Linked DNA regions of Mus musculus: region 2 is linked to region 1. A link is a loop called in an ENCODE intact Hi-C map of the cell type or tissue named here. Cell type or tissue: gastrocnemius. All regions are shown on one strand. Each heading gives the region's core, and the rest is flanking DNA. Links, peaks and the distances in the headings are about the cores only.

Evidence for each region. Hi-C counts contacts between places; a loop is a spot of excess contacts. Peaks named below come from ENCODE experiments on the same cell type or tissue, not always from the same donor. Only the 100,000 strongest peaks of a DNase experiment are listed, where the experiment ranks them.
Region 2: a loop joins it to region 1, with 6 times the contacts of the local background. A loop is called at or near these places in 10 of 42 quality-filtered maps.

The regions. Positions count from the first base shown.
Region 1 is chr12:105,045,625-105,057,477 of GRCm38, reverse strand. Gm31884 (a long non-coding RNA gene) reads right to left here and starts at 9,574. Exons shown (of 3, transcript XR_872957.1): 1 at 9,427-9,574; 2 at 5,824-5,906; 3 at 4,021-5,109. Gm31829 (a long non-coding RNA gene) reads left to right here. Exons shown (of 3, transcript XR_872956.2): 3 at 1-849. In gastrocnemius, for the core only: a CTCF peak has its summit at 6,401 (motif pointing left); DNase peaks (open chromatin) are centred at 6,386, 7,432 and 8,784.
Region 2 is chr12:105,169,717-105,181,569 of GRCm38, reverse strand. It overlaps Tcl1b5 (T cell leukemia/lymphoma 1B, 5), which reads right to left and starts at 5,226. Exons shown (of 4, transcript NM_013776.2): 1 at 5,015-5,226; 2 at 2,480-2,650; 3 at 1,514-1,588; 4 at 425-1,021. The coding sequence starts at 5,155. The coding sequence ends at 1,535. In gastrocnemius, for the core only: a CTCF peak has its summit at 7,059 (motif pointing right); a DNase peak (open chromatin) is centred at 7,055.

The DNA.
Region 1 (11,853 bases), core at 2,519-10,518:
AAAAATAAACAAATAAAAAAATGTCCTCTTATCCAAGGGCTGGGAGAGAGCTCCACTGGTGGAGCACTTGCCTAGAATTCACAAGGACCTGCGTTAAATCGCTGGCATTGCACAAAATGGGCATAGAGGATTATGCCTGCCACCCCAGCACTTGGGAGGCAGAGGAAGGAGGACCTGAAGTTTAAGGTCTCCTTGGCTGTGCAGAATGTTTGAGGCTAGCCTGGGCTACATAAAACACTGTCAAGAACAGAAAAGAAGAGAGGATGTGGGGAGGGCGGAGGAAGAGGATAAGAAGGGAGATGAGAAAGACTGTCTTGGCTAACTGGGAAGGTCTACAAAGAAACTTCTCAGTCCTCCAAAAGGGTCTTACAGCCCCGGGACTTCATCTTGCCTGACAACCGTGTTTTACCTGTGTAAACCAGGGGGCACAGTAAAGAAACTGCCTACAAGACTGCTCCATGGTGTGGTTGAGTGAAAGATTTTTGTTGTAGGTAAAACAGAGAAAGCATCCAGAGGCAGTGGGAAGAGTCCAGAGCAGGGAGAAAAGAAAGCATGCAGGAGGTGGCCAGGGCTTGCCGTCAGAGGGGGAGAATAGCAAGAGGTAGAGGGAACCGTGAGACCAGCGTGTAGCCAGGGGAGCGGGCAGAGGGTATGAAGAGAGCAGGAAGCTGGGGTGTGAGGGTCAGAATGCTGGGGGTCTTGGAAATGTCTAACTGGCACACACATGTAAGGGCTGAGTGAGCCTGGAGGCCATCCCCGGAATTGAAATGTCCCTTCTGCCAGACATAAGGGAAGTGACTCCTTTCTGCAGACATTCCTGAGGAATGCCGGCTTTTATTTATGTGCTAGAAACCCACTTATAGCCCAGTTTGATCTCATTTCTGGATATATGGACAGCTGGAGCCCTTGAAACCTAACAACTGGCACCTCCATCCATTTGAGCTCTGCCAAGAGGCCATTTCTCAATTTGAAAACACCTTGTCTCTCAGAAAGCTCACCCTCTGGCCTTCGTATACACACTGCAAGCACCCTCTGAATTCTGCTGGAACCTGAACACAAAACATGCCTTCGCTAACCTGGGCTCCCCTGTGGGTGGCAGAAACTCTAGTGTCACAAGCCAAGTGCCCTGGCTGTAACCTCAGTTCCAAAGAGGTCAAAGACAGGAAGGTCACTTGCTGCAGCTTGCTTACATCCTTCTTAGGAGAGAAATTGAAAGCCCCAGACTCAGGGAGGAACTTTGTCTCAAAGGAACAGGTGGAAAGTGGCCTACTGGCCTCTGCATTATGTGCATAGGAGTAGGCACCTGAGGAGGCGCGCGCGCATGCGCGCGCGCGCACACACACACACACACACACACGCACACGTGCACACATGGGCGCACATACATGTACATGCACACATGTGCACACACAACTAAATCTTTATTAAAAGGATGAAGACAGATTAAAGATATCTAAAAGAAAGAAACACCGAGGAAGAAAAGAGGGAGGTAGAGTGGCGGGAAAGGAGAAGAGGTACCAAGAACAGTGGTTTGTAATCTCAGCTGGTGGGAGAGAAAGTCTTCTTGAGACTGCCAATTTAAGGCCAGTCCAGGATACATATCTGTCTACACCCCACTAGACAGGACTAAGGTGCACAGCCCCAGGTGCCTCAAGGGAGCTGAGACATCTGGGAGATGTAGTCTTTATTACTAAATGTCCTGCGTACAGCTAAAATCTCTGTATGGATGAGAGGGAGGGGGGTGAGGCTTAGCCATAAAGCCACTAATCCATACTCTCAACACTATGAAGGTGACTACTGTCAGAGCGTGCCTTCACACATCCCACACCCCAGGGACAGCAAGCCATGGCCTCCAGGCCAAGTCCCCACACCAGGAGCTTCGTGAACTTGGTCTGATTGGTATACTGTTCTAGCCTCTCAGTACAACCCTCTCCCGCTGCTCTTCCCTGTTGGGAGCCAGCCAGGCAGCTCCTAGGAAGGATAAAGTTCCCCTTCACAGACCTTGCCCTGTATTGATCCCTTCGGTGAAAGTATAGAAAATGGCTGGCCCGCTCTTGACCAAACATCAGCACCATCATGGTGGGGCTGCTACTGTCCTGATTGACACGTTATGAGATTAGTAAGGGCATCCTTCTGGCTGCTAGCATCTCACAGGCTGTGTTCCACAGGGGACACAGAAACCCTGGGCACCAGGGGGAGGGGTGAGAAGTGCTCACAGTGGAGATCCATCCCTCCCGGGCCTGAGCCAGCAGAGAAGAGCGGTCTCATCCCTGGGACCTCAGTGTGTGCAAAGGGTAGTGTCTCCTGGCGAATGGAGCCAGTGTTTTGCAGGGCTGGGGACAGGCTGAAATTGCAGCTATTTTTCAATGCCTCGAATGTGTGTAGGCTAGCAGAAGTTAAAAAGGGAATCTGTTGACAAAATGATTCTAAACTCCACGAGGAAGCTGGAAAAATAACACAAGAGGAGACTGGAAAAAGCAAAGAAGCTGCGTGCGGCTGGTGGTGCAGAGGCAAGGGCCACCAGTTCAAGGCCTGGTTGAACTATAGAGTGAGTTCAAGGTCAGCTTGAGCAACTTAATGGGACCCTGTCTCAATCAATCAATCAATCAATCAATCAATCAATAAATGACTGAGCTATATTTATAGTCCTGTGGAGTTCTTGTGTAGCTATATGCAAGACCTCCATTCAATCTCCAGTAGAGAGATGGGAGAGAAAGGGGGGGGGGCATAAGCGAGAGAGAAGAGATATGGTGTTGGGATTTTAAATTGTACTATCTCATTTAATGTTCACAGTAGCTCCGAAGGAGACTGATGCTAACCACATTTCTAATAATATAAACTGTCAATTCAGCTCTTCAATATCCCCAGTGACCATCCCCTTTTCAGCTCTGTGCCTAAATCTGAAACCACAGGACTGGTTTCAACCAGCTCCTAGACTCAGCACTGTCTTTGGACAATAAGCCTACAGGAGATGTTCAACACACACATATATCCCGCTTCTCGCTTAGTAAATGTTCTATCATGGGAAGAGACACCGTGACCACAGCAACTCCTATGAAGGACAACATTTTATTGCGGCTGGCTTACGGTTTTCAGAGGCTTAGCCCATTACCATGACGGTGGGAAGCACGGTGGCACTTTGGCAGACATGGCTCTGGAGAGGTAGCCATCCAGATCAGCAGGTGGCAGAAAGAGGTCCATACTTGAGCATTCGCAACCCCAAAGCCCGCCCCCAGTGACGCACTTCCTCCAAGAAGGCCACACCTCCTAATCGCGCCACTCTCTGAATCTACGGGGTAGGGGGGCAGGCATTTTCATTGAAACCACATTTTCCAAATCTTCTTCACACCTATTCTTTAAGATGAGTCTTGGAAGAACGGACCCGCCGGACATGGTGGCACACGCCTTTAATCCCAGCACTCCGGAGGCAGAGGCAGACGGATTTCAGAGTTCGAGGCCAGCCTGGTCTACAGAGTGAGTTCTAGGACAGCCAGGGCTACACAGAGAAACCCTGTCTCGGGAGGGGGCGGGGGGGGGGAAGGAACCCTTGGATGGAAGATCTCAGCAGCACTGCAGAACCAGTGGCACCCTGGAAACCCCTCCCCGGGAGGCGGGGCGGGGGTGACTATGTAGGAACAGACTGTCCTGGATATGACACGGGTGGACTAGCAGGTTCTTAGGAGATTTCTAAACATCTGGGGCCACAGTCTTGGATAACTTGCTTGTAGCCCTCAGGCAGAATACCTTTTTTTAACATTGAAAATTTTTTTCCTGTATTATATTCTGACTACAGTTTCTTCTTCCTCAACGCCTCCCAGACCCCCTTACATCTCCACTCATGCACCCACCCACCCCCAAATCCACATGCTCTTTCTCTTTCATTAGAATATTAGACATCTAAAAAAAAAAATAATAATAATAATAATAATAATAACTAAGATAAAAACAAACGGAGCGAAAAAACCAAAAACAAACAAACAAACAAACAAAAAACAAAAAAACAAAAACGGAGAAACAAGCCAGAATAGGGAAAAAGAAAAAAAAAGGAACCAAGGAAAAAGCACACGGAACGCGTACAGACACTGAGACTCACGCAGAAACTCTGTACAAACAAAAATCAGAAACCATAATATATAAATAAAAGATCTGTAAGGCTAAAAACAACAACAAACAAACAAACGGACAAACAAATGGGCCAGAGAAAGCATTGTGAGACAAAGAAAACCTCCCAAATACTTCTGAGTTAGCTTTCTGTTGGCCATCGACTGCCGGGCTGGGACAGCCCTGAGGAGCAGTTTGTATACCCAGTGAGACTCCCTTGGAGAAAACTAATTTTCCCTTTGAGAGAAGTTATTAATTGGAGACAGCATCCAGGTTAGGGATGGGACTTGTGTCTACTTCCTCTCAGCTGTGCATGCTGCCTCAGCTTGTGTGATCCTGTGTGCATGCGTGAGTGCATGCATGTGTGTCCCGTCGTATCTGGAAGACACTGTTTCCTGGTGGTCTCTAGCCTCTCTGGCCCTGACCATCTTTCCACCTCCTCATCCATAGGGTTCCCCGAGCCCTGAGGGGAGCGATTTGATAGAAACACCCCATTTAGGATTGAGTGTTCCCAGGTCTCCACTCCCTGCACATTGTCCAGTTGTGGGTCTCTATGTTCCCATATGCTGCAGGAGAAAACTTTTCTGATCTTGGCTGAGCAAGACACTGATCTATGAGGACCAAGGGACGTTATTAGAAGTCATTTTTATTGCTACACTCCTTTAGCAGAACACTGGTCCACGGCTTACCAGGCTCAGGTTCGTGGCCACACAGACAGTGTTGAGCATGGGTCCCGTCGGCTCATGGACTGAGCCTGGATGCCAGTCAGATAGAGGATGGTTTGTACCATGAATGCACCAGAATGCGTCTCTTGTAGGCTGGTCACCATGGTAGGTTGCAGGGTTTGTTTGTAGCTGGGCTGCTCTTTATCTTTCTCCTCTGACAGTGTGCAGAGTAGTTTCCAGAACCATAAACACTCATCAGTAGGGGTGAAAGCGATAGGTTTCTGTGGGTGTTGTCTTCAGCAGTAGGGCCGTAACCATCATCGTGTGGAGAGAAACCAATAGTCTTGTTGACAGTTTGGGTTATTTGGGGTTTCCATGGGACCGCTTTGGCCAACAACTCAATTAGATGTAACCCACTAGAGGTTTCCTTTGGTGTCTAGTTGGGGCTTTGTCTCCCCCATTATTTGATGACTCCAATCTAGGTTTCTCCCATATGTGTATATATATTTAAGAAACGCCTACTATATCAGGTTTTCCCACAACCCCTCATATGGTCTTAAATATTAGCAGCCCTACTTGTATTCACTTCCTTTCTCCCCCCTCCCCCTCCCTCCCTGCTCCACTGACCCTTCCATTCCTGCTGAGTCTGTGTCCCTATGTGTATGTGTGTGTGTGTGTGTGTGTGTGTCTCTATGTGTGTGCATGTGTGTCCCTGTGCATGTCTGTGTGCCTGTATCTGTGTGTCTCCCTGTGTGTGTGTGTCCATGTGTGTGTGTCTATCCAAGTGTGTATGTGTCCCTGTGTGTGAGTCCATGTGTGTGTGTGTCCCTGTGCATGTCTGTGTGTGTCTATATCTGTGTGTGTCACTGTGTGTGTATCCATGTGTGTAGGTGTGTGTCCCTGTGTGTGTGTGTGTGTGTCCCTGTCCACCCATAACTACCTAGTCTACTTCCCTTTTTAGGGAGACCCTTACTATGTCTCCATACCTAACCTCTGTGGCCACATGTATTGTAACCCCTGGGGAAGAACACTGTGAATTCCAGCTATCCTACCTTACCTAATAGAAGCTGGCTCTGCCCAGTACCCAGGCTCCTCTCTTCGCCCTCTACTCTTCTCTATAAACCTCGGTGCTTGCTGTTGCTGTAAGAAAAGCAGATGCTCTTTATTGCCTTTGTCTCTGGAGCAGTCTTTAACAGGAGCTATCAACCATCTTTCATTGTACAGGTCAGGAAACTGAGGCCCAGAGAACTTGAGTAACTTATTCACATTAAGCAGCAGCCAGTTTTCCATCCACAACCTTCCTCCCCTGTCCCCAGAACAACTCTCAGCCCGGAGAGAAAACCAGACACTGGTCTGTTACAATGCCTGAGACATACCATGCATTTCTGATGAAACTGATATCAAAACCCACTCCCTGCTCCCCAATCGTCTCAGAGCAAGATCTGCTTCCATGAGAGGAAACACAGATGTGCTTCAGGGGAAAATGAAAAGTGGCCTGATTTGCTTTTCACATAAAGTGTTCTAAGAAATGTGTCTTAATATACCAACTGCAGAAAGAGAGCCAGGTGGGAGCCACCTGAGCAGACGAGGGCTCATTTTGGAACCAATGGCGCCATCTTCTGGTATTCTATGGTATGACACCCCGTGACACCAGACCCAAGCATCTCAGACACCCTTGAAATATTCCATTGATCTTCTATTTTGGTGGATCAAATTAAAACTATGTAAGTATTAATCCACCTAGAATTAAACTTTTTAAATTTTCTTTTTCTTTTAGGGTTTTCTTTTTTCCCCCTGAGATGGGATTTCTCTGTGTAGCCCTAGCTATCCTGGAACTCCCTAAGTAGACCTGGCTGGCCTCCAACTCAGATCTGCCTGCCTCTGCCTCCCAAAGCTGGGATTAAAGGTGTGCCACTACTGCCTAGAAACAATTTTTAATTACTTAAAATATGTATATCGATTCCTAATGAGACAAGACAGACATGTTTACTGCTCTTCTGTAAGTTCTGTGCAGTGAAGGCCTAGCTGTGCCATTACACACACACACACACACACACACACACACACACACTTATTTTGTTAAACAAGAACTACTGCAGAAGGCTGCCGGCTTGGCCTGGGCTCCCTCCCTGGGCTTCCAAACCATGAAGAAGCCACATGGAGTCATTCACACCAATGTTTTCTGTCACCAAAGAAAGCTCGGTTACCTGACCTGAGGGACCCAGGGATTATGTAAGACAGGAGCTAAGTTCCCAAGCACCATGAGGCAAGTTGGCACAATACTGACGTTCTCTGCCTTAATCCTTCCCCAAAAAGTAAGCCGATTGTTGCCGGAAATATTTTTAAAAAGAACCAGCCGAGCCGGGCGTGGTGGCGCCCGCCTTTAATCCCAGCACTTGGGAGGCAGAGGCAGGCGGATTTCTGAGTTCGAGGCCAGACTGGTCTACAAAGTGAGTTCCAGGACAGCCAGGGCTACACAGAGAAACCCTGTCTCGAAAAACCAAAAAAATAAAAAAATAAAAAATAAATAAATAAAGAACCAGCCAACTCTCCCTCGCTCCTGCCGCTGCCACCAACTCTCTGGAGCTAGCCCCCAGGCCAGATGATCTCACTTGCTCCATCTCTCGCCCGTCCAACTCTCTGACTCCGCGAGGTCACAGGGCTCCCGCCCAGCCATTTCTAGGACAGGGGCCCCGTGTTCCTCTTGCTTCGGCGCACTGCCCCCAGGCACCCCTGCTTAGCCATCTCGACACCTAATTATCCAGTAGAATTAAGCTTACAGTTAACCAATTAGATTTATGTATTAATAATATCACATTTTACAAGACGCCAATACAGTAATTTCAGAGCCAATTGATAATGATAAAGCTTTAACCCAATTATTGTAACCTTTAGATAACACCACATCCGCCTCTGTTCTCTTTCTTCCCCTCCACCACCTGTCTCCCCAACTCCTAGCTCCGCCTCCCTTTTCCTGTCCAATCACAGGCCTGCCACTGCCCTAATGTGATTGGACAGAGAAAATCCTGCAACATTTCACCCTTTCTGTTTAATTAAAAAAAAAAAACTTTCTCTCAAAATATAAATTGAACACAACTATTACCATCTTGTATATTATATGGTATTAAGACCTAACACCCAGCCCAACATTTTTGTCGATAAAATTGAACGCTGTCCTCTATCCTAACTTAAAAGACTATAGTTCTGCGCCTGGCTAATGTCCTGGCTTTAGATTGTATGCCGTTTGAAAACCATCCTCTCAGTTCTGTATCATTTTTCTCAACAATAAACAGCTTAGGCTGGCTACGAGACTACCAGTCTTCAACCCCGTCAGAAATCCGATATTGATCAACACTTTGCGTCTCAGTTCTATGTCCCCATAACTGCCTTACAAGGGAAGTGCCTGAACTGGCTTTTGTTCTTTGTCCAGGCCCCCCTTTCCCTAGCCTTTGTCTCTGCTGGGCCCAGAAGAACACTTACTCTACCTAACAAGATGCAACATGACTCCAGAAAGCCTGCTCAGAAAGCCAGGTGAAACACCCACATCATTGTAAATGTTTTAGATGATACCCAAATGCATGCGTGCCCGTAGACTGACTGTGCATGCCTGTGTTCAAACACACGCACCAGGGTTCACATAGGCGAGCTTGGCTTAGGTATGGGTGCACGTCATGACGGAATCAAGCCACAAAAGTTAACACTGGAGTTCTGCAAGAGCAGTAGGGGCTGACTCTCCAGCCAGGGTAGTAAGTAAGACTTCTCCGAGTAAAGAGAGTCAGATGAGTGTCAGTATGCAGGAAGGAGGGCTAAGAGCAGACCCCAGGTCTGAGCTGCTACATGCACAAGTTGAGCACCCACACACTGGGGCGCACCCACGACTCTTAATGGAGTCGGGTCTCTGAGCTCAGCTGCTGGCTATTGCCGCCCTGAGACCACACTGATAGACCAGATTCAGGCCTTCAGCCATAAGTGCCCTCTGATCAGGTGCTCTGGCACGAGATCAGCTCTGGGAGGAGACCATGACTGTGCCTCCTTCACTGATGTGCGCAGGCTGGGAGCGCTCCAAGCCCCGCTGGACCCTGACTGTCCACGCCCGGTGCCTGGCTCATACCATCGCTTCCTGAAGTCAGTGGGAGATTGCTTCACAGGCAGGCATCAGGCTGCTAACTCACGGTAGGCAGAGAGACATCCGGATGAGAGGACAAAGGAAACTCCACTCCCCAAACTCCCGCAGTTGGACAAAAGCCGGCATTCCTCGGGAGCTTATGAAACCCCTTCTAACAAAGGTGCCCACTCCCTTATCTGGGGCAGAAGGGACAAATGGCTCTCTGGGATGCCCATTAGAACAGCAATGTGCGTGCTGGCCAGCAGGCTCCCTCAGGATCATGGGTACCCAACTTGTCTTGCCTCTTCTCCAGTTTGAGCTCAACTTCTCCAGCTCAGGAACCCACCCCCCATTTCTCCTTATAACCCTATTTTGGGGTCCTGTCCTTGGTGGTCTCCTTCTCCTCCTCTATCATTCTCTCTCTCTCCTCTCATGCCCAAGTTCAACCTGCTAGGCATGGTCAGTCCCCTTTCCCTCTCTGCTCTGGACTCCTCCAGATGCCCCTGGCTGTACTCTCCCTCATATCTATAATGAAACCCTACTGATGAACCGTACCTGGAAGCGGTCATTTCCTCAGGCAGCCACCCCCAGTGTCTCCTCCCTGTAGGTCCTAAAGATGCACATCCTTGCGCTGCTCCCCTGGTGTGGGAAGCCACATGTGCCGTTGCAGAGTGGCACTGACTACTGCTGGCCACCACGCATAAGTTTGGACAAACAACCAATGTGTACATATGCAGTAAAGTTTTTTGCAAAGACACTGCCTGGCCCGGGCATGATAATGAGGCTTTGGGAGTATAACCAATCAGATGTGAGACATGCAAATGAGGTATGATAATGAGGCTCTGTGAGGTACAGAGAGAGAGAGAGAGAGAGAGAGAGAGAGAGAGAGAGAGAGAAGCCAATCAGATGAGGAACATGCAAATGAGGCTTAGTGCATAACCAATCCGGGTGTGAGACACGCCTCTCCTAGGCCTATATAAGCAGCACCAGTTCTGGGCTTGGGGTCTCTTCGCCTCTGCAATCAAGCTCTCCCAATAAACATGTACAGAAGGATCCTGTTGCAGCGTCGTTACTGCTGGCCAGTCCGGTGCGCGCAAGACCCTGGGAGGGTGCAAGTGTTAGCCCTGTGGCCACCCATTCCTCTCTAGAGCCCTTACTGCGGAAACTTTCTCGGTACAGGATCCCCAAAAGAACACATGCCCATCAAAAGCATTCAAGGAGGCCCACAACGCCACCTGTGTGCATCCAGCCAGGGGTGACTAGCCTTCCTTGCTTCCTTCATCCTTAAACATAACTGAACACACCTCCAATAGCCTTCCTAGCTCCCAGGAGCATCACAGGGCCTGAAGCAGAAGCTAAGTACCAAGAGAGTATGGGACACCCTGGTCCTGTGCTCAGCAGCTCAGGGCAAGTGATTATGGTGTTCCCTGTAGAGGAATTTTAATCCTCTACATGGCTGCTCTGGCAAGGGATCACATCCAAAGACCTTCTAGGTCTTTATGATCCAGCTGGAATGCAGACACATTCTGGATTACAGTATGGTACGGCTGGAATACAGACACTTCCTTAATACACACCTTTAATCCCAAACAATGAAAGTAAGGTTAGTTTATAGAAGGAAGGAGACAGATTTGATAGTGGAATCTAATTGAGGGGCAGACAAAGTGATGAACCAGAGAGAAATCTGACAGAGCGTGTCAGAGATATGTTTCAGGACAGGAAAGAGACGCTATTTAAGAGAGCAGAGAGGAGAGGTAACTAAGAGAGTCCCAGAGAGAGGAGGCAGTTTTACTAGGACAGTTTTACGGAGACAGGTTGTAAGTGAATACAGGAGCCAGAGAACGGGAAGGAGTCAGAAGATTAGAACAGATTGCCAGTTAATTTGAGGCTAAGCAGAGCAATTCAGCCAGAAGCTGAGAGAGGCCAATTTGAATCAGTCAGCTTGGAGAGGAGTTTGGGCCAGAACAGCTGAGTTGAACCAGCCAGGCAGAGTTCAGAAAGAACTAGGAAAGGTGAGCCTATCTGGTGAATAAAAGCTACGTTTACAGTTTCCCCTGAGGCTGCAGGACCATGAACCAAGAGACACACAGCAGACATTTGAGGGACAGAAGGAATGAAATGGGAGGGGGGCTTCCTAAAAGAGAACAACATCCAAGGTCTGAAAAAAAGGAAGAGAAAAAGATAAAATCAGGATTGGTTTGCGATCCAACCTCTGACTAACGGGTCAAAGGTGGGATTTCCCAAGAAGCGACAAATGGAGTCTGTAGATCTGGCTCTGCAGACAGAAAGCCGGCAGAAGAGAGTGGGGAGGAGAAAGGAGGGGAGGGGACAAATGGCTCCTAAGAAAGCCCTTCACTGTACTTCCCAACAGAGCTGTAGATGCTCATGAGAGTGAGGCCTTGCCACCAGACTTGGAGGGTAAGCGTCTCTGGGCACAGCCAAGCTTTTCCATAACACACAGATATGACAAAACCTTTTCAGAAGAGCTGGTCACAAAAGAGTGCCATTCCCATGCCTGTTCTTCATGAAGCGCTTAGGACCATGCTCCAGCGGAGAAAGGAATAAAGAGGATTGTGTTTGTTTAAGGGGAAAACCTGGGGTCTGCCATCTCCCATAAACCACGGCCTCCAGCAGTCCAGGAAGTTCTCTGTCCGTGGGCCAAGGGAGGCTGACAGGTTAACGTTGGCCATTACAGCACCTGCTGCCAGGTCTGACGACCCGAGTCCAATCCCTGGAACTTACATGGTAGAAGAAGAGAACACGTAACGCAGGCACTGTTGTTATAATCGAGTGAGGGTCAGAAGTCGGATAGCCGAGCAATGAAATAAAACACTTACATTTTTTATTCACTAAGTTGTAAAAAAAATAAACGAATGAATTCAGGTAGGACTGGAAAACAGTGCCAGGAGCGCTGAGAGCGACAGAGGCAGAAGAAACAACTCCAGCGACAGAAACTGGTGGGCTCTGGGCGGAAAGGTCAGG
Region 2 (11,853 bases), core at 2,375-10,374, 120 kb before region 1:
TAGATCAGCTGAAGGACACACTCCCCAATCCTGGCCTGGGTCCCTGCCCTACTACTCCCTGCATCACCTGTTGTCTTCATGTGCAAGGACACTTCCTCCCCAGTGGGTAGCGTAGTACCAGGTTTCCTGCAGTGACACACTGTCAGCTCCATCACTGACTGCTCTTCCTTCTTCCACGTGACATCACTTCTTCTTGGCCTGTTCTCAGTACAGGGTTACCCACTCCCACACAGCCTCTCTTCTAAAACGTCCCCCCCCCCAGGAGCCCCCAACCCCATTTCCTGCTGCTTAAATAGAGCAGTAACCACCCTTCCCACTGTAGAAACATCCTAAAGAGCTCATACATGCTCCTGTCATGTTTGGAGACCACTTCTGCTTTCTGCACTAGAGCCCGGCTAAACACAGACCAGCTCAGCACACAATCTTAAGTAAAAACAGTAAAGTTTAATTAGTTAAAAACAAGTTGGGGTTGGGAGGGGCCTAGGGTCAGATTCACTTCCTGGAGCCAAGGAACTGAGCACCTGGACAAGTACTCCAGATATTCTCTGTAAGTCTCCCACTGTGCCTTCAAGCTACTGAGCACGTAGTGTCCTCTACCCAGCACCAGTCGAACTTCTTGCCAGTGATGGCTCAGAGGCCCACAGGGCATAGAGTCCCTATCTGTACCTCCTCCAGAGGCACCTGTATACATCCTAAGGTAAATGGGGACAAATCTCCTGCCACACAAGGCACTAGAAGCCCAGGTGGAGGAGTTTGAATGGAGGAGGGGTCTTAAGAAAAGCCATCTATAAGGTCAGTGTCAGAGGCACAAAGTGAGCAAGAGAAGATGCAGTTTGTCTCCAGCTAGGGAGAATGGTCAGGACAGAGATAGGCAAGGCTCACAGAAAGTAGATAATCTAAAAAGCAGGTCTAGTCATGGCAGGAGGTGTGGTAGAACTAGAAACTTGAGGAACAAGCAGAGGGTTGGGTGCAAAGTCTACCCCGAGGGCACAGGGGCAGGAGCCAGCCAGGCTATCAAGACCTGTAGAAGGCAAATGAGACACTGATTAGTGGATCGCTGCAGAACTGGGTCCTAGATCCAAAGGCTTGGGCTCCAGCCAGCCCTGCCCATGGTCCAATCTCTACACAGCCAGGTAGAGCTGCTACAAGGCTGGTGGAGATGCCTAGTGTAGGTCCTCTGGAGCCAGGATCACACAGCAGATTATGATTAAACTTGAGAGACACAGTCAGTGGATTCTAGTGTGATCATAGGACTCTGAGATCATAGGACCCACAATTCCAACACACAGTGCTCTTTTACTTAGCTATGATGTGGAACACAGAACATTCAGGTTTTTCCCCCAGGGCTGAGCGGTGACTTTAGGTCATCCCAGTGAGGTCCTGTGCTCCTGTGTGCGTTACACAAGGAAAGCTCAGGGAGAGATGCCAGCACTGGCTTCCTATAAAGAGGGAAAGTCAGCAGCTACCTGTGTGACCTCACCAGTGAGGGTCGTGGTCCCTGACCCTGACAAACCTTCCCAGCAGCTCCCATCATTCAGTCATCCTCGCCTATTATTATGTCCAGGGTCAGTTGCACTGTGTCGCCCATCTGTAGGAGAGGGAATAGCCATCAGGGTCCTGTAAGGCAAATCTAGCCAGCCCTAGTAACCCATTCAGACCTGAGGCATCAGGAAGGGACAAGTAGCAAAAGGGGACCTGGTCTCTGGATTCTGTAGCCAGAGGGAAGCATTACTTTCACACCTACACCAGTAGGCAGAAGTGTCCCCATGGGCATTCACTCTCTACCTTCTCTCTCCCCTCCTCCCTCTCCCTCTCTGCCTCCTCTCTCCTTCCCTCTGACCTTTTCTTTCATAGCAGTCACTTCCTAAAGCAGGGAAGTAACAACTACAAAAGTAGCTTCAAGAACTCCCTGAAACTGAGCAGAATCACACTGTCCCTCCCTGTCAGAAGCAGCAGAGTCAAGCCTCAAAGACTCAGACAAAAGGACCCAGAAGAATCCGACCAGCTGCCTGGAAGAGCTTTAGACCAGCAGAGGCACTTGGAAAGGGCACTCTCCAACTTGTTAGCTGACTGTAGCCTGGACACTGTGCTTCAAGGTCCCCGTTTTTGTGAACTGTCTGTCACCAATACCATTAAGTTCTTTGTTGATGCACGCAACTGAGTCATTTCAGCTCCTGCGAGCGACCCCTCACTGGTGTTCCTGTATGTAATCCCAGTAAAGTTCACTGGTTCACCAATTTGGGCTTCTGTTCTGTGCACACTTTGGTCTGTTGTGGGTTCCCAATCTGTGCTGGGTACTTCAGTTTGTCTCATCTCCCCATAAAAGTTTTGTCATATCATAGGTTCCAATCGTCCACTAAAAATGGACCAAGGGCTAGACTTGGGGGAAGAGAGGGAGAACCTCCCTCCCAGGGGTGGGTCAGAATGAAAAGCACTGGACACCTGCTGCAGCTTTTATCTTGAGGTACCCAACACTTGCCTGGGAATGATCCAGTAATCTCCAGTATGTCCCATCTGTTCCCGTGTATGTGTTCCTGGACTCTAATCTCCACATCGTGGGGAGAGAGTTGTTATTAATGGGCTGCTGGGGAGTAGGCTCCTGGGGGAGTGTGGTCATATGCTGCAAGTGCACAGTTACACATGTTTCAATCTGAAGGGAACAGAGAGAGCGGTACATTAGGAGCAGGGTTCCATCCTCCATCCTGGGCCTAGCTTGTTTGCTGCAGTGGTCAACATCCCTAACCAGAGCCTTGTCTCCAGCACCTAGGTCTTCTTCCTCAGGGCCTGGGGTGTCTGCTGCTCTTCTGCCTCTCTGGCACTCTCTTCTACCAACCCTGCTCAACCCCAGGGTATGTCCCACAAAGTAGCCACTGTCTCCAGGCTAGCAGTGTCTTTCATGGCACTAAATGGCCCCTTGGGGCTCTGTCTTGGCCATTTGTAGAGTTTTCAAAATTCTCTTCTGAAAAGTAAGACAGAGAGTGGGGAGATGCCTCGGTAGATAAGAGCACCTGCCGCACAGGCAGGAGCCCCTAAGTTTGAATCACCAGCACCCAAGTAAAAAGCTACAGTTATATTTGCACCAGTGCTTGGGGAGCTGAGGCAGGAGGACCACTGGGATTGGCTGGCTGCCATTGTAACTGCAGATTTAGGGAAGGATGTTTTATCAAGGGAATAAGATAGTCACAGGGCAGCTCACCTGAATGTTACACAGACACACACACATGCAAATGCACACACTTGTATACACACACACACATATGCACATATGAACAGGTATGTACACAAACATACAGAACACACACAGAGACACACAGACACACATACATGCACACATGAGACCCTGTTGCAACATAAAAAGTAAAAGGAGGCTGTAATGTGCCTCAGTTGTGGAACATTTTGGTAGCATGTTGAAAAGTCTTCGTTACTGTAATCTGTAGGTTGATAGAGAGACAGACAAACAGAGGGGAAATTGTCTTAATTAGGGAAATAATTCAGGGCCACCTGTGCCTAAATTTCTCCAATCTTTCTATTCCTATGGAACCTTTTCCTGGCCACTGTGGTGATTTCGGGGTGCACGGGGGTGGTAAGGGGGGTCCTGAGATGGCCCCCATCCCATCCCAGAGTCTTTTCGTAAACTCACCTGCTCTAAACCTATGGCAACCATAGGGTCTTGGAACTCCCCCTCCCTCCCACCATTGTGCTTTCTGTCTCTGTGAAGGCACTCCACAGGGCACCTCTGGTGGATGTATCCCTTAGAGACAGCTCTGCCTGGATCCTCAGGTTCCTCCTTTTACAAATGCCATCCGACCCTTCCCTGCCCCCTCTCCTTTACACTTAGTTGTACAAGGAGCTCATTTGGTTGCTGCACCTGCCCCTCTATGCACACGTGGGACCAATGGCTGCTTCAACACAAGCCCAGCCCAGAAGCAGAATGGCTGGGAGACATGTGCCTTTGTTTGAATTTAATTGACTACACATTATTTCCTTTGCAGCTCTTTCATTTATACCCTAACAAAATTCTTTTCTGTTTCTTTCTTCTTTTCTTTCTTTTTTCCTTCCTTCCTTCCCTTCCTTCCCTTCCTTCCTCCCTCCCTCCCTCCCTTCCTTTTTTCCTTTCTACCTTCCTTCCTTCCTTCCTGCGAGGAGGGAGAGGATAAGGGACAAAGAGAGTCCCATTGCCAAAATGGCTGAGGTATTCAGGGAGTCAGGGGAGCTTCAGGGAAGGGCTGCTGGGCTAGAAAAGGTTAGGATAGGGTGATGGGGCTGCAGGAAAAACCTAGCATTCAAAGAGACCTAACGCCCCTATTTCCTCTCCACCCCCAGACAGGGGAGGTGTCCCATAGTCTCTTCCAGGACACTGGGGAGCAGTTTTGATACCCAGAGCCTTCATTAGAGAGTGTTTTAGCCCCCAAGGACCTGCTGTGGACTAAAGCCATGGTCCAGAGCAGGTTTCCAGCAGTGTGGGTCTCTACATCACCTGCAGATCACAGAACCCATTAGGACTTCCCCCAAGTCCCGTAGTCAGCTCCTAGTGTAAGGATCCCTTCGCTGTCAAACACTTCTTCAGGCCACTCAAGTCTGGGAGCAACAGCAGCAGATGAATTATGATTTGCAGAAATGGGGAAAGTAGTGCTGGCACTCACATTTGCTCCTTCCAGGGAATCTGCCTGGCACCAGAGTTGCTTTTTTTTTTTTTTTTTTTTTCTGACCTGTAGAACTCCTACTCATCCCACAAAGCCCAGCTTTCTCAGCATGTTTTCTCTGACTGTTGGTGACAGAGTCCTCACTACTAGGGCTCTGCACCTGTGTATTAGTTGGACCTGTGAGGCCTCCAAGAGAGCTCCAGGGTATGGGCCTAGGTATAGAAAAGGTTTATTCAGAGACCTGTGTCAGCTATTTTCTGAAATGGTAATAACAACACCTACCTACACACACACACACACACACACACACACACCCTAGCCCACTAGGTATAAGAGTTGGGGAATAACCTGTCTGGAGCCCTGAAACTCACCCTGTTGCCATGTGATGAATGAGAAGTTTCCACGTTTACAGCTATCCACACTCTATGATGTTCATCCTCATAGATGCCCAGGCTAACAGAGACCAGGAGGACTGGGAGTGGCCTCTGGGGATCAACAGACACAGCAGCCATAGTAATGAGGCTGTCTGGTTGCCTGCCTTCTTAAATGCGGTCAGACAGGGGAATGACAGAGAACTCATAACAGGTAGAGCAGGGGTCAGGGCAGAATAAGAAACCTAGTTCTGGCACCTGGGTCAGAAGCTCAACTCACCAGGTGCCCTGAGAGTCTTAGGCTCGCCCACTGCAGAGCTTTCTCTTTCTACCTTGCCCAGATTTCAGGGAATTATTTTGGACACCACCTCTCCAACATGTCTTCATCAGGAGCTCTCCTGTCAGCTGACCCTCTGGATCTAGCACAGTGGTGCTCAACCTTCTCAACATTGGGACCCTTTAATACAGTTCCTCGTGCTGTGGTGACCCCCAAACATAAAATTATTTCAGGGTTACTTCCTACCTGTAATTTTGTTACTGCTATGAATTATAATGTAAATATTTGGGGAGATAGAGGCTGCAAAGCAGGCTGTGACCAACAGGTTGAGAACAGAAGCCCCGGGGCTAGCTGCATAAGACACAACTGAGCTTAATTTCTTCTCCTGGAATAAAAGCCCATGACCCTCCGATGCCTGTGATCAAGATATTATGGAGGCTGATGGGGACGGGCAAGGGACATAGGGGCTTCTGATTACCCTTGTTCTCTGCCCCAGACTCTGAGCACCCAAGTGTCCTGGGCCAAGTCCTGAACTCTGCTGTGCTGAGGCTACAGGAGGTTTCTCAGAAAGCAGCCCTGAGGTAACAGCATCCTGTGCTCTCAAGACCTGATTATAATATACTCCCTTTTCCTTTTGAAAACCACAATCAAGTTGATTTCATTACAAATGTATAGAACAAGGGTGTCACCAAGTCAGCCAATTCCGTCTCCAACCCCTTGCCCCCCAGCCTGCTCTCCTCTTTTCTTCTCTCATTGGGGTCTCCTGGAGCCTGAGTTGTCCTCAAACCACATTTTAGCCCAAGGTGACCATGACTTCCTGATCCTCCTGCCTCAGCTTGCTAGCGTAGGAATTACATCACTGTGCCCAGGTCTGTGTGAGGCTGGAGATCTGACCCATGGCTGTGCACAGGCTACACCACCGTTCTAACAGCCTATGTACACCCCTAGGCCATGCTAGGCATTTCCTAGGTGTCCTGGCTAGTTTCATGTCAACTTGACACAGGCTCAAGTCACCTGAAAAAGGGGGACCTCAATTGAGCAAGGGCCTCCATAAGATCTGGGGGCAGGCAAACCTGTAGGGCATTTTCTTAATCAGTGATCCATGGGAGAGGCCCCCCACCATTGTGGGTGGAACCATCCCTGGGCTAGTAGTCCTGGGTTCTGTAAGAAATCAGGCTGAGCAAGCCATGGGGAGCAAGCAGTAATCAGGTCCTGCCTCCAGGTTTCTGTCCCTGTTCCTGCCCTGACCTCCTTTAAGGATGGACTACAATGTGGAAGTGTAAGCCACATAAACCCTTTCTCCTCCATCTTGCTTTTGGTGTTTCATCACAGCAATGGTATCCCTAACTAGGACTCTAGGCCCTACATTCATGTCTTCCTGCAACTCTAGACTGGTGCCTGCAGACCCCATTAAACAGATGGGAAAACTGAGACATGACCTGAGTGAGGAGGGCGGCAATGGGAAGCCATGACTCGCCTATTCTTGGCTCTGACACTTTTCTGCCAGCCTAGCTGAGTCCCCCAGAGTCTGTGGGAGTCCAGGTGGAGGCTCAGAATATCTCCCTGGGAGGCCATGATGGGCATGGGGGTCAGGCCTTTGGTCCTCAGCCAGTCTTTGTCCACAACATGGACGACAGGTGGTTATGTCTCCTGTCCAACATGCCACTCTCTGCTCCCTGGCATGGGGAGTCTTTGAGAAGTGCAGGCTTCTCTCCAGGGTGTTTCTCCTACCCAAAGATGAGCTCTGCCCAGCAGTGCCGTCCTCCCCCAGCAGAGGGAGCCCTCTCCAATCCCCAGGCACTAAGTGCAGGCAGGGGAGGTGATTCCACCCACAGTAAAGGAGCTCTGGGATGCCAAGGGAAGGCACTGGTGCTATCAGAGCTCCTGCTCAGCCACTCCAGGGAACTGGGACAGAAGGACAGGCTGGCAGGAGGTAGACAGTCTAAAGCAACAGGGTCTGGTTGGAGTTGGAACTGAGGCAGCAGCTGTGGATTAAGATGGGGGCTAGAGGCCACAATGTGATAGGGTTTCATTGGGTTCCTGTGACTAAGGCTCAGACAGTGGCTGGAGAGATGGCTCAGCAATTAAGAGCATCAGATCCAATTACAAATGGTTGTGAGCCACCATGTGGTTGCTGGGCCTTGAATTCAGAACCTGTGGAATAGCAGCCAGTGTTCTTAAGCACTGAGCCATCTCTCTATCCTCTTCCTGGCCATCTTCTGTTTCCAGTTAGTTTCCACCTCTCTTGTCCCTCTTGTGTTTGTTTTTTGAGACAAGAGTCTCACTGGGTAGCCCAGGCAGGCTTAAACTCCAGATCCTCCTGCCTCACCTGCCTATGTCGTGAGGCTGCACTTAAGAGTTCATACACTTGGCTCAGTCTCAGAAAGTGATGAACCTTCCTATCTCACATATGTTGAAATGAACCATCATCCATCTTCCAGAGGTTTCCCTTGGGTTTCTAATGACAGCATTTCTCCTTCCCACTGATTTGCCTCTCTTATTGCTGAGATCTGAGCGCTCATTCCAGGATATGGGGGATCTTGGAATCCCAAAATTTCATTAGGGGCAGATGTTGTCAATCTCTCTTTAATGTTTAGCCACCAAGCTGAACTCACTGTTGTGTGAGGAGAGGGTCAGTAGGGATTCTTGTACTGTTCACATTCTTAGGCTACAAGAACCTACCACAGCATATGAGCAGGGCCATGGGCCAAACAGACACAAATGACTACCAGCCCTCCAATGCACACAGACCTGTCACAGCCCAAGTGGCTGTGATCTGCTGTGTCTCAGCTGCTATCCAACTCCAAGTCCAGTTCTGTCATGATGCAGATACAGGGATGGATTAAGGCCAGGAGCTCTGAGAATTCAGTGGGTCCGTGCAGTACTCCTGATGATTACAGTAGCCTCAGATACTGGAGTTCACACCTTATCCCCCACCAACATGTCTCCCTCACAGATGATCCAGCCTAACACTACCAGTGCAGGAGGCATCTTGATACATGAGCCAAGTACCCTACAAAAATGCATACATTCCCAAACACACACACACACAGGAGAGAGAGAGAGAGAGAGAGAGAGAGAGAGAGAGAGAGAGAGAGATTGGACTCACCTCATATTTGTGAGTAGGTCATCTGTACAAGACAACCTCAGTTGGTCACTGGTTAATCCAGAATCAAACCACAGTCTGTAGGCTGGGACACCTGTAGGACATTTGCGGCCTTCAAGGCCTGTCCCCTGGACTGTTTGGGGCCAGAATAATAAGTCTCCATATGAATCACCTTTGGTTGAACTCAGACCTTTCTCCAGGGCTTCACCCTCCCACGGCTTCCTGACTTTCTAGATCCAGCGATGCAAGAGCAGGCCTAGCAGTGTTCAGGCACAGCTCTGTCTCCTCTCAAGTCATGCAGTTGACGCCTGTGTTCTATGTAAACTATAGGAGTGCCCATGGACCCCTGGGTCAGCTGCCCCACCCAGGATAGCTATGGATACAGCCCCAACACAAAATCCTCAACTAAGTTAAAACGCTGTAAGATTTTTCTTCAGTGATTTTTAAAAATATAACTTGTATTTGGGCTAATATCTACTTATCAGTGAGTGCGTACCATGTGTGTTCTTTTTGTGATTGGGTTACCTCACTCAGGATACTATTTTCTAGTTCCATCCATTTGCCTAAGATTTTCATGAGTTCATTGTTTTTAATAGTTGAGTAATATTCCATTGTGTAAATGCACCACATTTTCTGTATCCATTCCTCTGTTGAGGGACATCTGGGTTCTTTCTAGCTCCTGGCTCTTATAAGGCTGCTATGAACATAGTGGAGCATGTGTCCTTGTTATATGTTGGAAAATCTTTTGGGTATATACCCAGGAGTGGTATAGCTGGGTTCTCAGGTAATACTATGTCCAATTTTCTGAGGAACCAACAGACTGATTTCCAGAGTGGTTGTACCAGCTCGCAATCCCACCAGCAATGGAGGAGTGTTCCTTCTTCTCCACATCCCTGCCAGCATCTCCTGTCACTTGAGTTTTTTATCTTAGCCATTCTGATTTCTGTGGGGTGGAATCTCAGGGATTTTTTTGTTTGGTTGGGTTTTTTGTTTGTTTGTTTGTTTTTGATTTTCATTTCCCTGATGACTAAGGATGTTGAACATTTCTTTAGGTGCTTCTCAGCCATTCGGTATTCCTCAGTCGAGAATTCTTTGTTTAGCTCTGTACCACATTTTTAATAGGGTTGTTTGACTCTCTGCATGCTCGGAATACCCAAGATATAATTCACAGACCACATGAAGCTCAAGAAGAAGGAAGAACAAAGTGTGGGTGCTTCAGTCCTTCTTAGAATGGGGAACAAAATACTCACAGGAGTAAATACAGAGACAAAGTGTGGAGCAGAGACTGAAGGAAAGGCCATCCAAAGACTGCCCCACCTGGGAATCCATCCCATATACAGTCACCAAACCCAGACACTATTGTAGATGCCACCAAGTGCTTGTTGACAGGAGCCTGATATAGCTGTGTCCTGAGAGGCTCTGCCAGAGCCTGACAAATGCAGAGGCAGATGCTCGCAGTCAACCACTGGACTGGGGTTCCCAATGGAGGAGTTAGAGAAAGGACTGCAGGAACTGAGGGGGTTGCAACCCCATAGGAAGAACAATAATATCAACCAACAAAACCCCATTGAGCTCCCAGGGACTAAAGCACCAACTAAGGAGTACACATGGAGGGACCCATGGCTCCAGCTATATGTAGCAGAGGATGTCCTTGTCAGACATCAATGGGAAGAGAGGCCCTTGGTCCTATGAAGTTTCGATGCCCCAATATAGGGTAATTCAAGGGCCGGGAGGCAGGTGTGGGTCAGTGGGTGGGTGGGTGAACACCCTCATAGAAGTAGGGGAGGAAGGTGGGATAGGGAGTTTGGGGGGATGGGGAAAGGGGGTAACATTTGAACCGAAAAGAAAGAAAATATCCAATTAAAAAACTAGTTGAAGTGGTAATGGACTGACACACGCTCAAAATAAAATGTGCATATTATCTTCTTTACTTAATTTTAATAAAATTGATTTTTAAATTTATATACATATGCATACACACACACACACACACACACACACACACACACACACACACGTAAACTTGCCCATGCAGCTTGTGAGCACAGACTCTAAAGAAGACAGAATTATGTCATAATATCAAATGGCCCATGCTTTCAACGCATTTGAGAGGCATAAAGTCACACTGCATGGCAGAGTGTGGGGATCCTGTGCCACAGGTCAGGTATACAGGCCCACTCATTACTGCTTGATTTCTCTTGATGTTGTCCCATTGCCTCCACCTAAGGTTGTTCTGCAACCTGTACATAAGTCTTCTGCTAACCCACATGGTGAGGTGAGCCAGCCTCAGTTGATAAAAGCTTTCCAGAAGATTCCAGAGACTCCAATCTCGTCCCTAACCGAGTAGTGCTGATGGTTCTTGTGGTTCTTATTGGCTTCTGGTTACCATCAGTCCCTCTGTGTGTGGATGTAGACCTGACCCTGTGCTGCACCTTCCAACGTTTGCTGCTCTCCGGGTGAACTTCCCAGAGCCTTGATTCCCACCTCCTGGCTTCTTCTGATCAACTCTGTGAGAAGGGGAAAAAAACAAAAACAAAAACCAGATGCTGTAATGGCAGCTTCTCTCTGTGTCCCGAATGTAAACGGGAAGCCCCCCTCCCCCAATAACATCAGAAACAATAATTCATGCAGATGAAACATGCATATTCCTATCTTTGACAGACAGCAGCCCAAGGTACCTTTACGGTGTGTGACCCCTGACAGAGAAACACACTCCTGTTTGCATCCATAGACTCTGAGAATAAGCAAGGCAGCTCCTGGTATTATGATGAACTTCCAGTTTTGGGCAGGGTCACAGAGATACTCGGCTCGGGGAGGATGGAGGCAGAGAATTTCAAGAGCCGGTCCAGGAAAACACATCTCTGAATTGCAGGGTAAAGTCATTTCAGAGCAGAGCAACTGAGACCTGGAGCTGGACCCAGTTACTGGGATGATGCAGGGCTCCCTGGGGGAAGTCACACAACCCTGGACAGGGGACTTACAATGGAGACTCAGTGTCTGGCTTTCCAGCTGGGAGTCCATTCACTGTTTCACACACAGGTGTTATGCATATGCAGTGAGCCCTGAGCTGTAGACATGCTGCTGTGTGTGCCCAATGGGAAGGCATAACTATGGGAGGAGGTAGGTGTAGGCTGGAAGGGAATTCTACGGTTAGGAAACATCATTTGCAAAATCTAGAGGAAAAAACCACTTGACAAACTCAGGGAGTGGTTGGAGGTCTATGGAGTTGAATACACATAAAGTATCCAGTAGGCTCCACCTAAAGTGGCTCCCTGTGCCTCCTGGAGTTTGTACTTTTGTATACTGCCCTTGGTTGAGTATGGCTGTGGATGTGGCATGCATCTTACCATCTTACCCACCTAATACAGGATTCCTGCTTCATAGAAACCATGAGACAGGTGACACAGTGTTCAGCATGCTCAGACTCCTGGCACATGACTGTGTCACACACAGAAG